Linked DNA regions of Homo sapiens: region 2 is linked to region 1. A link is an interaction called in ENCODE POLR2A ChIA-PET data of the cell type or tissue named here. Cell type or tissue: PC-9. All regions are shown on one strand.

The links. ChIA-PET counts read pairs that join two places held together with the same protein. Peaks named below come from ENCODE experiments on the same cell type or tissue, not always from the same donor. Only the 100,000 strongest peaks of a DNase experiment are listed, where the experiment ranks them.
Region 2: POLR2A ChIA-PET joins it to region 1 with 12 read pairs; 2 of 35 experiments call an interaction of 5 or more read pairs at or near these places.

Annotation. Positions count from the first base shown.
Region 1 is chr13:98,532,663-98,540,662 of GRCh38, forward strand. The region is part of intron 1 of STK24 (serine/threonine kinase 24); the gene reads right to left. Among named protein-coding and RNA genes, the nearest start is that of STK24, 40 kb to the right of the region's middle. RefSeq lists an enhancer at 3,727-4,590. In PC-9, no CTCF peak of the experiment used is centred here; a DNase peak (open chromatin) is centred at 3,209; H3K27ac peaks cover 3,232 bases.
Region 2 is chr13:98,297,221-98,305,220 of GRCh38, forward strand. The region is part of intron 2 of FARP1 (FERM, ARH/RhoGEF and pleckstrin domain protein 1); the gene reads left to right. Among named protein-coding and RNA genes, the nearest start is that of MIR3170, 93 kb to the left of the region's middle. In PC-9, no CTCF peak of the experiment used is centred here; DNase peaks (open chromatin) are centred at 1,571, 4,191 and 4,741; H3K4me3 peaks cover 1,703 bases; H3K27ac peaks cover 2,848 bases.

The DNA.
Region 1 (8,000 bases):
AGCTCAAAGAATTGACAGATTTTTCTAGTCCTCAAATATTCTTTCGAAGAAAAGTGTTATTTCTAGCCTACTGATAACAAATCATTTTTATACAGTAACATGCTTTTCTACACATTACAATAAATCTACTAATTACTACAATGTAAGTTCTTCCTAGTCTGTGTCCATGAACAGATAATTTACTTCTGTAAGTGGCACTACTCAGTTTATCTACCTGAGCTGTATTAATGCGTTACAAATGCCCCCACCATCTGGTTTAGTAAACTCATTTCTCCCATAGTATACACTTTATTTTATCCCTACAATAATCACATCATCTAGAGGACAAGCTGAATAAATATCCTACAGTATTTGACAAAACAGAAAATTGGCACAAAGAGAAATTAAATTCTATGAATTGCAAAGTCTAGGTCTACACAATCAATTAGTTTTCAGGCCGGGTGTGGTGGCTCACGCCTATAATCCCAGCACTTTGGGAGGCTGAGGTGGGTGGATCACTTGAGGCCAGGAGTTCAAGACTAACCTAGCCAACATGGTGAAACCCCATCTCTACAAAAAATATAAAAATTAGCCAGGCTACCAGCTACTCAGGAGACTAAAGCATGAGAATCACTTGAACCTGGGAGGTGGAGGTTGCAGTGAGCTGAAATTGCACCACTGCACTCCAGCCTGGGTGACAGAGCGAGACTATCTCAGTTTTCCTAAATTCCTTAATATTTCCTAAATCTCCTAAAGATTAAGGAATACTTAATATTTTAATTAAGGAAAACCCTAGTGCTAGCATCTACTATCTATAAAAAAATACTTAAGATAGAAATGCTCTAGCTAAGTTAAAAATATAGCAGGGCTTCGTGACTCAAGCCTGTAATCCCAGCTACTTGGAAGGCTGAGGTGGGAGAATCACTTGAGCCCAGGAGTTTGAGGCTGCAATGAGTTATGATTGAGCCACTGCACTCCAGCCTGGGTGACAAAATGAGAACCCCCATCTCTAAAAATAAAAAAGAAAAATATAAATTCGATTTTTGAAAAGTATTAAAAATGAGAAAAACACTACTATACCACCTAGATCAGTTTATCGCCTGTGGCCTCAGTACCCAACACACACACACACACGCACACGCACCACACCACCACCTGCTCTGTTACCTTAGGAAACCACTGTTTGAAGCTCCGCAAGGTCACAGTGCAGGGGAAGGTGACCCTAGAGAGAATAATGCTCAGACACCATGGGGTCCAGTCTGGACACAGCATAGTGTGTGCCAAGGTGAGGCTCTCCACCCAACTCTCCTGGAGTCACACTCCTTCTCAGCACAAGTTAAACAAAGGCTCTGAGGCTCTCCTAGTCTGCCGACGCCTACCCACCACCTGGTGCTAGCGGGCACCCCGCTTGGTCATCTCATCCACATCCTCCTCCAACCGCATGAGGCTTCATAGCAGAGGCAGCCGAGGAGGCAAGGCCCATGGTCACAAAGCTCCAGCACCCCCGGAGTCCCCACCAGGGAACCTCAGCCCTGCCCCAGGATCTCTCAGTGGTTGTGTGGGGTACTTTTCTTCAACAGAAGGCTCCCTGGCTCAAAGACGAGGCCTGCGGTTTGAGATGACAATGAAACTGCCTCTGCAAAAATTCTAACAGTGAGAAAATGATGACAGTGAAAGAGATCTGACCTAACCGACTCCATCTTGCTTCTACCCTCCAAGCTGTCCTTTTCATTCCTGGGCATGGGCTGAACTAACTTCGGGAGGAACTTAGTTTATAGTTTAACTTTGAAACAAAAATGGTAATAGCCCTTTCCCAAAACAAACCCCCTTCTTGCCTGGGGACTATACTACCTTTGTAAGGCTAACAAATTAGCTACAAGATTAGAAATTATGGTTTAGGGGTCACGCAGGCCGGAGGCTACAAGATTCTGAACCTCCCAAAACTGCTCCTGGGGATAAGATCACTGTTGTAAAAACTAAGATCAGTGCTTGGAATATTTTGCAGACCCAGTGTTCTGATGCACCAGCTAGTGCCACCCAGACCGGTAATCTGGCTCAACCAGTTCTGGGATCCCACCCAGGAACCGAAAACAGCAAAAAACCCACTTCAATCTCCTATGATTCCATCTCCGACCCAACCAATCAGCATTCCCCACTTCCTGAACCCCTACCCACCAAATTATCCTTAAAAATCCCAATCTCCAAATTTTCAGAGAGGCTGATTTGAGTAACAATAAAACTCTGGTCTCCTGTATAGCCAGCACTATGTGAATTAAACTCTTTGTCTATTGCAATTCCCCTGTCTTGATAAATCAGCTGTTTGGGCAGCAGGCAAGGAGAACCCACTGGGCAGTCCCAACAAACAGGCCCTGACAGCATAACCAGGAGTTTCATCAGGCAAGAATTTGATAAAAAATATGCAACGGGCCAGGCGTGGTGGCTCACGCCTGTAATCCCAACATTTTGAGAGGCTGGGGCAGGCGGATCACCTGAGGTCAGGAGTTCAAGACCAGCCTGACCAGCGTGTATTTACTAAAAATACAAAATTAGCTGGGCGTGGTGGCACGTGTCTGTAATCCCAACTACCTGGGAGGCTGAGGCAGGAGAATCACTTGAATCTGGGAGACGGAGGCTGCAGTGAGCCAAGATCACGCCATTGCACTCCAGCCTGGGCAACAAGAGCGAAACTCTGTCTCAAACAAACAAACAAACAAACAAACAAAAAAAAAATATATATATATATATATATGTGTGTATACACACACACACACACACACACACACACACACACACACGCAATGCATTCCAAATAAAGTATATAGTTCCTTGGAAAGTGAAACTGGCACCTCCTTTATTAAAATCAAAATGCAAACAAAAGCCATGGAAAACATACCCAGTGTACAAATAAACAGTAACAAACAGTGGCAGCTCCCACTGCTGAAGCTCCTCCCACGGGAAGGCCTTGTGCTGGGCAGCGTTCACAAATACGGTTTCTAGACCTCACAACCACCCCATGAGAAAGAGAACACTGTCCTCATTACACAGCTGAGACAATTCGGGCACAGATCTTACACAAGATCCCCCACAGCTCGGAAGCGGGGTTTAAGGATCATGGGTCATTCTCTGGACTGCAAAGTGCTCATGAGCTGCAAGCTTCACAGGGTGCCTGACTCCAGAGGCACCTAAGTGGCAAGGCTCATCCTGTCATCACACTAGAATGCCAGGAGTAAAATGTGATACCACTTCCCATTCCCTACAGGTGAACTCACCTTCCTGTATTTTACAAGAACTGATGGAAGCAATGATGAGTATCAGGAAACTGACTATTCTAGAAGCCAGACCAAATCGTTTTGGTGTATGCAGATTTCAATTAATAACGCATTTCCTTTACCTGAAAATCTTTTAGCTTTTAGAGGCCTCGAAGGGGAAATTCCTGGAATGGAGGTGCGAAGGTCATAGACAAGGTTGATTTGTCACAAATAGGAACACACGTATCCTGCCCACCGGGGGGAAAAATGTCACTGAGTGTTCTTTTCTCCCTAGGTGGGGCAGCAAGGGCAAGAGGGAACGTGAGCAATCAAGATACAATCTGTGAGCCAAATCCTACATCTCACAGAAACCCTGCAAGCTCCAGGCCAACACACTTCAGTAGGGGCCAGAAAACAAATGCCTTAGGCTTTGGGGACTAAATTGTCTCTGTTGCATATTCTTCTTCTATCTTTTTTTTTTTTTCTCTTCCAAGAGAAGGGATCTCTCCCTGTCACCCAGACAGGAGTGCAGTGGCACAATCATGGCTCATTGCAGCCTCAAACTCCTGGGTTCAAGTGATCCTCTCACCTCAGCCTCCCAAGTAGCTGAGACTACAGATGTGTGCCACCATGCCTGGCTGACTGTTATTTTACTTTTTGTAGAGACGGGGTCTATGTTGCCCAGGATGGTCTCTAACTCCAGGGCTCAAATGATCCTCTCACCCCGACCTCCCAAAGTGCTGGGATTATAGGGATGAGCCACCACACCTGCCCTTCTCTCCATTTTTAAAAGCTCATGAGCTGATAAAAGCCGGCCTCCTAGTCCCCTGCAGGAGCCCAGTGCTCTGGGGTCCCGGGAGCTGCCCTGACCTCTCAGAACGATCTTCCAAGCATCACTCAACAGAACCAGAAACACATACCCTGCCAGCCACCACACTCCTCCGCCTGTCCTCCAGCTGTCCGGCTGCCACACTCCTCCGCCTGTCCTCCAGCCGCCCAGCCACACTCCTCCGCCTGTCCTCCAGTCGCCCAGTGAAAGGGAGGGGGAAGCAGGCCCTTGTGTGCCCCCGACACTGGCCGGAGCCCGCCCCTCCCGGCTCATCTCCTTACCTCCCCCAAACCCCTTGAAGCAGCCGCCTCCAAAGATGAGAAGGGGAGGCTTGGCAAGTAAGTCACTCACCCAGGGAGAGAGCCAGGATGGTGGCCTTCAGCTCCTTGAGTCCTCAAGCCAGCGTTCTTCAGCCTACACTGTGACCCCCTCAAGACCTACCTCTGAAGGAGCAGGCTACCTGTGCAGTGCCACCTCTCTAGACAGTGGCCCTCAGAGGGCTCCCATCAGGCAGTCCTCCTGGGTGAGGCTGCTGGGATGGCTAAGGACACCTGTCTTCGTGGGGCCTCTCACAAACACACACACCTCATCTGGAGTGGGGCCTTCCCCCTGGATGGCGTTACCCTATGGCCGCTGTGATGTCTGCTTTGAACAGCAGCGGGCTCATTCACAACAGCACAGTGCCCGGCACACGGGAGACCTCAACCCCATCAGCTGAATAAACAAGTGAGGCGAGTGCAGCTGAGGAGCTGAGGCCCCAGCCGCCAGCTGTGGCACGAGAGGCAGACAGACCTTCCAGACTAAGGACCGGGCCACGCACTGGCCAGGGTGCCGGCCTCACTACCCACAGCAGGACAGGGGCCCCAGCTCCACCCAGGTGCATGCCAACAGCCCAGGAAGCAGCAAGCAGGTGGAGACGTGCACCCGTAAGTACAGAATGTGAGACAGAAGCAAGAGGAGGTGGCGATCTTTATAGTCTTCACCTGGGTTCCTTTCTGCTGCCCCCTCAGTGTAGTGCAGGGGCTGAGGGCTCAGCTCCTGGAGCCAGGCTGCCTGAATCGAATCCCCAGCTCTGATGAGGGATTCGATTTAAGTGACTGACAAAGTCACTTAAACGCCCTGTGCCTCAGCTGCCTCTTCTATAGATGGGGATAACAAGAGTACCCACAACACAGGGCTGTGGGATGAACCTGCTGAGGGGCTCAGGGCTCCGCTGCATGGCCCAACCACTTCCATGATGCCCCAGCTGCTCCGCTCGGGGTGCAGCTGGAGGTCAGAGTGGGCAGGGCCTACCTTGTAGATGTCACTTGTAGCTTCCACCCTGGTTTTCTGTCACAACAGACACCTGCTTTCTGGTGCCCATCAATGTCACTAATCCACAGGGATGTCAACAAATCCTCATCACTTCCAGAACTTCCTTCCCAAGAACCATGCTAAGCTTCAGGTTTTAGTGAAGGAAAGGGTATTCTCCATCGGCTAGGTCAATCACTGCTTTGGTGCTTGCTTTTTTTTTTTTTTTTTTTTTGAGATGGAGTCTCGCTCTGTTGACCAGGCTTGAGTACGGTGGCATGATCTCGATCACTGAAACCTCCGCCTCCCAGGTTCAAGCAATTCTCCTGCCTCAGCTTCCCTGGTAGCTGGGGTTACAGGTGCCCACCACCACACACAGCTAATTTCTGTATTTTTAGTAGAGATGGGGTTTCACCATGTTGGTCAAGCCGGTCTCAAACTCCTGACCTCAGGTGATCCTCCCGCCTTGGCCTCCCAAAGTGCTGGGATTACAGGCATGAGCCACCGCGGCTTGGTGCCTATTTTTAATCCCTTCCTCAAGCAGTAGCTTACTGCACCTTCAACTGATCTTCTGCTCCAAGGGGAGTTTGTGAGCTCATCTTATTCATTCTCTGCCCAGTCTCTTGCCACTTCTTTCTCCTAGTCCTCTATTCTGGTACACACATACACATTCACACACATGCATGCACACACCTGCCTACAAAACCATGCCTTGTGCTAAACCCTACCTCCTGGAGGGAGCTTCCAGAGCAGCCCACCTGCCGCCTGACCTCCTAGGTTCATCACTGCCACTGCCTCCTTCCCACACTCAGGCCCTGGTGTCCCTTCTTTCTTGCTCCTCGGTGAGGCCCAAACAGGTGAAAATTTCATAATTACTGAGAAAACCACAGAAAAGATAATACTTTGTTCTGCCCTCGCCACCTGTCACAATTTCTGGAAGGCATTCGAAGGAGACACAGGAGTCAGGGCTGGTGGGGAGGGGGACACAGAAAGGAAAGGGCGACAGCCAAGACTCACACACAGTCACTCCCCAGACCTGACATCCAGCTGTACACAGCAGAGCACCCGCTGTTTCCATCAAAGGCTCAGCCTGCTGCGCACTTTGTACACAATTTTCCATTTCCATTCGGCTCACTCCAGCTGTGCCGCCCTGAAGCACACACCTCTTCCATGGGTGGGTTCAGCCTGCTACAATACTAACATCCTCCAAGAGAGCAAATACTATAATGCAACTCTTTTTGTGATTCGGCTGCTTTTCTCCATTTTGCCATATTTATATAACAATATTAATGTTGCAATGGAAGTAGGAGTACATCTATTGGCACCATAATCTGTCGTCCCCTTCCTATATTAAAATGATTCTTGATGATGAACCATCCTTGGATGCCTGAAAAAAAGAATCAAATCCTTTATCTTCAGTGCTCTCACAGCATTTGAAAATAATGCTAGATTTTAAAACATCACAAGTCAGCAAAGCAAAGTGCTTAAGAGAGTAGGCTTTGGAGTCAGGCTGGCCCAGTGTTCTTCTCTCGACTTGATCTCTGCAAAGCTCCATTTAAAAACAAAAAAAAAAGGAAACTTACATTACCAGCACAGTAATGACGGCTGCATCATTATTTCTCTCTTATGTTACCTCAGAATTTACTAGGTCCATAATGGCAACTTTTTACTGCTTTGTATTAAAATTACACATAGGAGAAATGGGAACATTACAAACGGCTGGAGGGAGCAAAATGACGTGGCCACTTCAGAAAGCCATTTGGCAATTTCTCAAAAGGTTAAGCATAAAACTACCATATGTGGAAACCAGAGAGTCTCCAAGGGGAAACAAAAAACCTACCCTCTAACCCAGCAACTCCATTCCCAAGAGAACAGGACACACAAGTCCACGCAGACACACACACAGATGTTCACAGCGACATGATTCACAGTAACCGCCAGTGCAAACGGCCTAAATGTCCACCAGCTGGAGAGTAAACAGACAACAAACAGGTGGCCCATCCAAACAACAGAATACGATTCTGCTGCAAAAGGAATGAACAACAGACACAAGCTGCGTTGCGAGCCCCAAGAACGTCATGCTAAGCAAAAGCAGCCAGTCACAAAGGAACACATACTGTGTGATCGACTTACATGAAATGTCCAGAAAAGGCAAATTTATAGAGCTACAAAGTAGATGCAGAATTGTCCAAGGCTAGGGTGGGAACAGAGATCACCTGTGAATGACGATGAGGAATCTTACTGGGGATGAAATGTTCTGCTCTGATTGATGCTAGCTGCACCATTCAGTAAAATTACTAAAACTCACTGCATTTTACACCTGAAATGAATTTTATGGTATGTAAAATATGTATCAATAAAGCTGTTTCAAAGAAAAACTACACATTACATACCTTTAGACTTCTGTCTCTCACAAATGACTGTGAGATCCTTAAGGGCAAAGACTTCCTTCAGTTCATCTTGCCCCAGCATCTAGTAAAATGCCTGGCACAAGTGAGAGCTGAAATGCCCAGTGGATGAAGGACTTTTGAAAACAAAACCAAAAAAAGCTAAGTATTGTTCACAGTTTCATGATTTACCTAAACTTCACATTCCTGTCTACTCCTCCACCTAACTGATCCCCAAAACCAATGACCAGTGCAGGCCACAAAGCT
Region 2 (8,000 bases), 240 kb before region 1:
GCAGGAGCTACTTAGATGGTGTGTGCCCTGGGCAGCAGCTCCATAAAACCAAAACCTTGTCCAAATAACGGAGCTGCCCATGAACTTTTATTATGTGGACTTACCTCTCTCGAAGCCATCTGTGTGTGTGGTTTTGTGAAGCAATTAAGCTCCAGGTGTGCAATAGAAATGAAGTAGCCGCTTAATTATTTGGTGAAACAGCAGGCATTTGGGATTCAAGATTGGCTTTAAAACTTCCCAGGCTTTGTTCATGCTATTTTGTTCTTAGGAATTTTAACACAGCCTAGAGAGAAAGGGTGAATTACTATGACTACAGCCAACTGTAGGTACGATAATTTTAAAAACTCAAACTGCCCCGTGTTTAAATGAAATTATAAGAAGATCTGCCTGATTCTCTTTGGGTTATTACTACTGTGGGAAGGAGGACATTTGGGTGGGGACGTTATGTTTATGAACGGGCTGACATGTAAGCAAAATTTGGGTAGATGTGTATGTTTGGGGGAAGGAAGCCCCTCTCTCTCATCTGATTCTCAAAAGGGTCCTGTCTCCCTCCACCGCTTCACCCCCACCAATAGGAATGGAGTCTTCAGTGCTGTTTTATGTTACTTTGAAGTTGTCAGTTGTATCTAAGAATTAAAGATAGATTTTGAATAAGTTCCTTGTCATGTTACATGGCATAGAAGCAGATCCCTATCAGAGCGGGTTTCTGAATTATCCACGTTCCCTGTATCTTGTTTGCCATCATCCTGTGCGTTTGCATTTTGACCTTGACATTTCTGATGAGAAATGGCAGAGAAGTAGAAAATGAAATAAAGCAGAATGCCGAGAAACAGGGCGACCCAGGATTTCCATGTCAGGCTGTGTAGGACTGTGATGGGAACTGCCCCAAGCCCCAGAGCTGCGCAGCACGGTGGCCCTGCGTGTGCTCTGCATATTTGAGCATCTGTCCTCTATCAGGCATTATGTGTATACTTTCCTTTTTAGTTCCTTTAACAGCATTTTCAAGGCTTGGTTATCCCATTTTGCCAAGGAAAAGGGAAGACACCATGGCTTGTGTTTAAATACATTGCCTTGGGATCACACATCTCTACGTTCATTCGTGTCGCATAATCTGAAGACTGATTGACAAGGTCCCATGCTTGCACAGAGGTGGACTCACTAAACATTTGTTAGCTGTAACTTACTAGCATAGAAGACAGTTTCCAAAGGTGCAGATAGAAACTCTTATGGGACTGCACCCCATGCTTCTTTTTGTTTTATCATCTGCTTGTATGAAAGAGTTGGTTGGGATGAAGCAATCAGCTTAATTTTTTTCCCCTTACCTGTGGCTTTCAAGTATTTTGTGTTTGCTCTGCCAGCTGTTCCCAGGAATGGAGTGAAACCCTTGTTTTGTTTTTGTCTCTGTGTTTATGCTGTTGGGCTTTCATATCTTTTCATCAGCACTTCATTAATTCTTTGGTTATGGGACATGAGCAATGTATAGAGGAGTTAAAAACAGTCCCTGGCCTTCTAGGAGCTTAGAGCATTAAAAAGGAGCTTTCTGTCTTTTCAACGCCTTGGTTGTGTAATAATGTAGGTGAGTTACACCCGCTGATGGATGAGTAGTATGTTTCTTGCTGTAAAGTGGAAATAGAAAGGAATAAATGGTGAGCAGGCTTTAGGAATGTATTTGGTCATTTACTAACATTGTATATATGAGGATTTTCAGACCTGTGCTGAATGGAACTGCAAGTTTTAAGTGGAGGGGCTGCCAAAAATGAAGGCACGTGCTGCTAAGATGCTATCTGGCGGGAGGGATGGAACAGGAAAGCGGAGGTTTCTTTGGGAATGCAGTGAGTGGCCCCCTTGGGATTATGTGCACAACTTCAGAAAATATTGATTATATTTAAAAAATATTGATTTTAATGCTGGGTAATAAAGCAATACATGTTCCTATCAAAAACATTTGAACCGACAGCAACTAAAAAAAGCCACAGTTCTACCATGCAGAAGTAACCATTGTTACAAAACTTTGCTGTCTGTTTTTTTGGCATAGGGTGTTTTATTAATATTGACCTTTGCTAGAAACAACCTTTTCTCTTCCTCTCTATCCTCACACCCTCTCTCCCAGGCACTGAGAACAAGATGGTTACCAGCCAAGAGACATAAAAGCATACTCTGGCTGGCTCTATTTGAAAGATGGGGCCCAGCAGGCGAAATGTATGAACACGTAGGGGCTGTCTACTGAAGTGAGAGCTTTGACATTACGCCTTCAAATTATTCCTTTCCTTGCCTATTCTACAGAAGACTCATAAGCCTTGAGCAATTGTGTGTGGAGTTATGCTCCTGGGTGGCAACATAAATGCTAAAGTAGGAAAAATATTAGTAAAGATACAGTCTGGGCCCCAAAGAACCACATTAGAGTCTTAACTCCAATTATAGTCTTGGAAACCTGAATTCATAATTTCCTTCCATCCTTCTGCAGCCTTAGGAAGATGTAATTCTTTAATCACTTTATTTGAGAGCTTAGGAAAATAAACAGTAACAAAAAGCTGTTCAGTGGAGCTATATGGCTGCAACACACGACTGCACGGACAAAAATGTGGTGCTGAAATCACTGCTATTTTAATAATCGGTACATTTAATTCTAGCTCTTTATTATTTTAAAATAGTTTTTTGTTTCTATGTTTTTGGATGCTTTCTGCCTCCCAGATGATCTGCTGCTTCAAGTATGTGTGCTAATCAGTAGCTAATCAGGGGGACTGAAATGCTACAGGAGCATTGAAAGCTTCCTCTTTTGTTCTGGCCTCACTATTGAATAGTTTCTAATGTTCCCCCAAATAATGTTTAAAGAATTTATTAAAACACTCCCTCTCAGTCCCAGTAATAGGCCAAGAGCCAACCACACACAGAATTTGGCCACACCCTTTCCCCTGAGAGCACTGTATCTAGATTAAGATATTTATTGAGGCAAAGAGAAAGTTGGTGTTAGGTTAGGAGGTCTGGAGTGAGAAGACAGTCCGTCCATGCTGCCTTATGGGGTTGGCCTCGAGTAGTGTGGGGACGACAGGCTTTCACGTTAGTCACTTAGAGGTCACTGGGAACTGTTCCTTGGGGCCCTGGGCCACTGTCGTTTGCACGGACCCCGTGTCTCTCTCAGCCTTGGTAGCAGTCATCCAACCACATCTCTATCATCGTTCTAACCGGCAGTGAAGAGAGCTGGGCAGATGCTTTGGGAGCCCTCTTGGTTTGGTACCCAGGATGTCCGCGTATTCTTTTTGAGTGGATTGATTTCCAGGGAAAATGTTACATTATATAACAGCAGTTTTATAAACATATACAAAATGTGTTCTGTACATGTAAAAGGGTCTTGCCTTCTGACTGTGCCCTCTTGCCGGTGGCTTCATCAGCTCTTCCATCTCTGCAGGTGAAGCCACTTCTCTGCTCCGCCCAGCAGGGCCACCCTTCCCCGTCCCCTCTGTACTTTTTTTCTAAAATATAGAAAGAACAGCATTATGAATATTACTTGCTTTACCAAATGATGGTTTCAAATATATATGGGGCACTTAATGTCCAGTTTTCTTTGAAAATAGACTTCTCCAAAAATGTTGGCCTGGTCAGGCACTGAGGCTTCTGTCTTCTGTGCTGCTGCCGACTTGGGGGCTCCATGGCCTTGGAGAGTTACCCTTTAAGGGACTCCATTAATGCATCCCAAATGACAAAGCCCCTGCCTGGATGATCTCTCAGGTCTCTCCAACCCTGGAATTGGTGATCCTGTTGTTGGTCCAGACCAGCTGTCATCAACTTGGGGCCATTGCGCCATCCAGGGGACATCGAGCTGGGTCCAGAGACTGCTTTGGTTGTCATCTAATGGCATCTTGAGGAAAGAGGCCAAGGCACTGCTGATCATCCTACAAGGCATAGGACAGTCCACCCTGCCCCCAACAAAGGAACACCTGCTCAAATGTCAGTAATGCAGAGCTCATGCCAGCCCCCACCTGGAGGAGCCCTGGGCAAGTACATTGACCAGCTCCTGGCCACTTTAATGCACTTTTTTCTTTCTCTCTGTTGGACTTGTAGGGCTTTCTCTGGTCCACGTGTCACTTTCCACGTCTGTTTACCATCTGAAAGTTCTGTAGGTGAAGAGGTGGAGAAGTCAGACAGGTCTGCTTGGCAGAAACAGAGCTTCTATTGTATGAGGTTGCTGGCAAGTGAGAGAAGCCTGAAGTCAAGCCTTCTGCGGAGGTGTGGGTTTTCTGAGCCACATTAAAAATGTGTGGCTCGTTCTCTTCTCTCTGTTAGAATTTTCCTGGCAGTGACTTAGGAGCTTGGCATTTGTTTACTTTTCCATTTTGTTTATGTCTTTCTACATTCCTGGGACTTGGATTGTTGAAAGCTCAGCGTTTTCTAGATAATACTGTGCATTTAATATTTTAGAGGGGATAGAACCTAAAGAAGAGGTGTTTTGATCGTATAAACCTTTCGGGCTTTTGGGGGGAAATCAAGTCCCCAAAATGGTAGTACATTGAAAACACACAGAGGGATACTTAACTTGCCTTAAGAAGCCAGTGTTTTTATGTTTATTTAAGTGTACACGTACTCGGTGGTGTATGGCTCAGACTTCTTTAAAAAGCAGAAAGTAAAGACTGTCCTCTGAGCCAAAGCCAGGGCATGGAGGATGCGTGCAACAGCCTTGTTAATTCGGGTGACCGGATTTCTCAAACAAAACAGATCATCCTGTCTGTCGACTTTAAAATTCATGATCATTTTTTTTTTCCCCTAAGGAAACCTGATTCCTTTTAAGGAATACTTGGTGTAGACACACCTCAAAATTGACCCCGTACACAGACTGGCTCTGTACCCATTAACTTCCCTGCATAGAAGTAGGAAGCAAAAAGGAACTTTCCATGAATTGGGCTGACTTAGCTGCCACATTTTGGCACAAAAGCAGGGGCCACCAAGTTAGCTGTTAACTCTGCTCTTTAATGGAAAGCCATAATCAAACCTCCAGAATAATGGGGCAAACACGTGGAATGAACTCTCTTTCCACCACTTTTGTAAAATCTACCATGAATGGCAAGTGCCAGCTTATGCCTGTAATCTTACCCATATCAAAAAATTCTTTTCTAGCTCACATTCATTCCTCCATTTTCCCCAGTTGCTATATTTTCAACCTCCCACACTCATCTTTTTTTTCACCCCTGCCCACACCAGTGGCCAAAGATGGTCACTTTCTTTTTCCGAGAGCTGCTTCTCCCTGTCCGGGGCAGATCAGCTTTGCCACACTTCACCCTTCCTGGGCGTGCTCAGGCAAAAAGCACTGCAGCCCTCTCTCCTAGCACCAACCTAGCCTGGGTGCTAGCACTGACCAAGGTCTGGGCATTTGAGGAATTTTTACCTATAACATCGTTGTCTGGAGAGATCAAGGAAAGGCAAGGTGAAGAGCAAAGAGGAACTTCTTCAGGATCCCATTGGGGTGAGAATGGAAGCCATTAGTTCTCAGTTGTGGGATGCATTTCTCCTTGCTGAGAGATTGAGGTCGATGAGGTAGCATGGTTGATATTGATCCCTTGGGACCAGAGTAGGGGCAGGAGCAGCTCTTATCTGCAGCTGTGGGTGCTTTGAAACCAGGGGCGAGGAGAGTTAAGGTGAGTGCAATAAGCCCATTTGGGCAAGAGAGAGAGCAGGGAGTATCAGGCCCCAACGAGGAGAGCTCCTGAGCTGAGGGAGGAGGTAGTGATGTGGCAGCCTGTAGAAGTGTGGAGGTGGCCACTTGGTCCTGGTGGAGTTTTCATGAATTTTGCGGGCCCACTCTGTATGTAGCAGGCTCTGTTTTGATTGTAAAGGGAATATCAATATAATTTACCTTGATTGGTTATGCTCAACATGCACGAACCTCCAGAAACTTTATGCTGTGTGAATAAAGTCAGATACACATGATGACGTGTTGTTTGAAGCCATTTATGTGAAATGTCCAGAAAAGTCAAATCTTAGAGGCAGAAAGCTGATGTTGGGTGGTTGTCTTGGCCTGGGAGTGGGAACAGAAATTGACTGCAGACTGGCTTGAGGGAAAGTTTAAGGGTGATATGGAAATGTTTCAGAACTGGATTGTGGTGATGTTTGCACAGTCCTAGAAATGTACTAAAAAGTCATTGAACTGTATACTTACAGTAGTTGAATTTTATAGCATGTACATCTACTTCAGTAAACCTGTTAACATTTTATTTAAACTGGATTTTGTTTTGAGGCTTGTGGCGAGGGTTGAGAACCTACAAAAAGATTTATATGAGGGAACTTGGTCCTCGTTGTGTATGTTCTGGGGAACATGTTCATAAATGATGCTGTTAAGAGTTGGAACTTGTAAATTAAGTCCTCTCTGAACCTACGCCCTTAGCTTTAGTAAGCAGATGTTCCAGAGTCCCCGTTGTCGTCTTCTGAAATGCTCAACATACAAATGGCTTCATGGCTTGTGTATATAGGACATAGATTTATGTATATGGGAAAATCTCACTAACTGGGATATTTTACTTTAGCCTCAATTAGTAAAATCGATATGTGTAACAGGAGTGGAATTCTATGGAATCTCAGGGTTGGAAAGGGCTTTAAAGGTTAAGCGCCAGAGGAGGGATTCTGCAAAGAAAAACAGACAATTAAGAAATTCAAAGACTGCACTGTATTTGACTAGCTGATTGAAAGACCTGAAAGTTAATTTATGCCTCTTTGATTAGAAAGTTCCATTCATCAGAGTTCACTCGTTACTTGACCGAAGTGGTGGTCTGAGTGTCACTGCAAGCCTCCTTTTTCCCTGGTGTGTAGAAAACTCTACCTAACGGTCCTCTCTGTTTACTTTGGGAAATGCAGCAATTATTAGCGAGGTTGCTGAGAGTCACTTCAGGCCTGGTAAAAACAAACCGTGAGCTCCCTTTTCCCCTGTCCCCATGGGTAGATTCATCTTGGTGTATGACATAGTGGGGCCCGAGACCCCTCCAGCAGAAGGGTCTGCTGCTCTGCCAGACCTGCATATGGAAGCCAGTGAAATTACTGGGTAATGGAGTGTAGGACTTCCAGCTGCTTAATTGAAGGCTCTTGTTTTTACCCATATTTACTAGGGAGTTTATCTTTATGATTTTCATTCATCTAAGAACTAGGTGGGAAGAAAAATTATTTTAAAATGGTTTATAGATTATCAAGGGCTTTTGAAGTGACTTGTGCTTCTGTTTCATTCATTTATTCAGTCAGCAGACATGTACTCCTTGGGGTGTTAGGTCCAGAAAGGTGCAGATTCCGAGGTGGGTCCTGCTTTGAGATAACTCTAGGCTGGTGGAGAAGAGGGCTGCAGAGCGGTACAGGCCTGGAGCCTGGAGACACAGGAACCAGGAAAGCTACCCATTCGATGGGCACAGCCAAGGCGGTGACACGAGTTTCTTGCAGGCGGGCAGGTGCCATGATTTTAAGTGGTATCACCTTCGCAGACCAAACTGATGAACTGAGAAATTGTATGCGATGCTGATGTTTCTGTCTGAAGCCAAAAGACATTTATTTCTCACAGCTCATGCCTCCCTGTCTCTCTTCAACTACTAAAAAGTTGAGACCTTGTCTGAGCTGGGCATAAATTCATGCATAGAAAATTAACGTATTATCTGTCAGCCATTGGAACATGCTGTTCATATCTTTCCATTTAACCTTAAAGAATATAACAAAGCATGTGCCACAAAGAAATACACTTGAATTCTGCTTCCGAATCTTTCAGCCTCATCTGTCTGTGGTCTGTATTCTTTGTGTTGAGTAGAGAAGTATTAGGCATGGCCATAATGCTTTTAGCAAGAGAGAGAGAGAGAGGAGTGAAGGTTCACTGTAATTTGTGGTTGAAAGATGATAGGGGCTCAGTAAGAATATTTAAATGTGTATATATATATATATTTTTTAATTTATTTATTTTTTATTTTTATTATTTATTTATTTATTTTCCTTGGGGAAAATCCTTTCCTCATTCACTAACAACAACTTGTATTTGTCAGAGA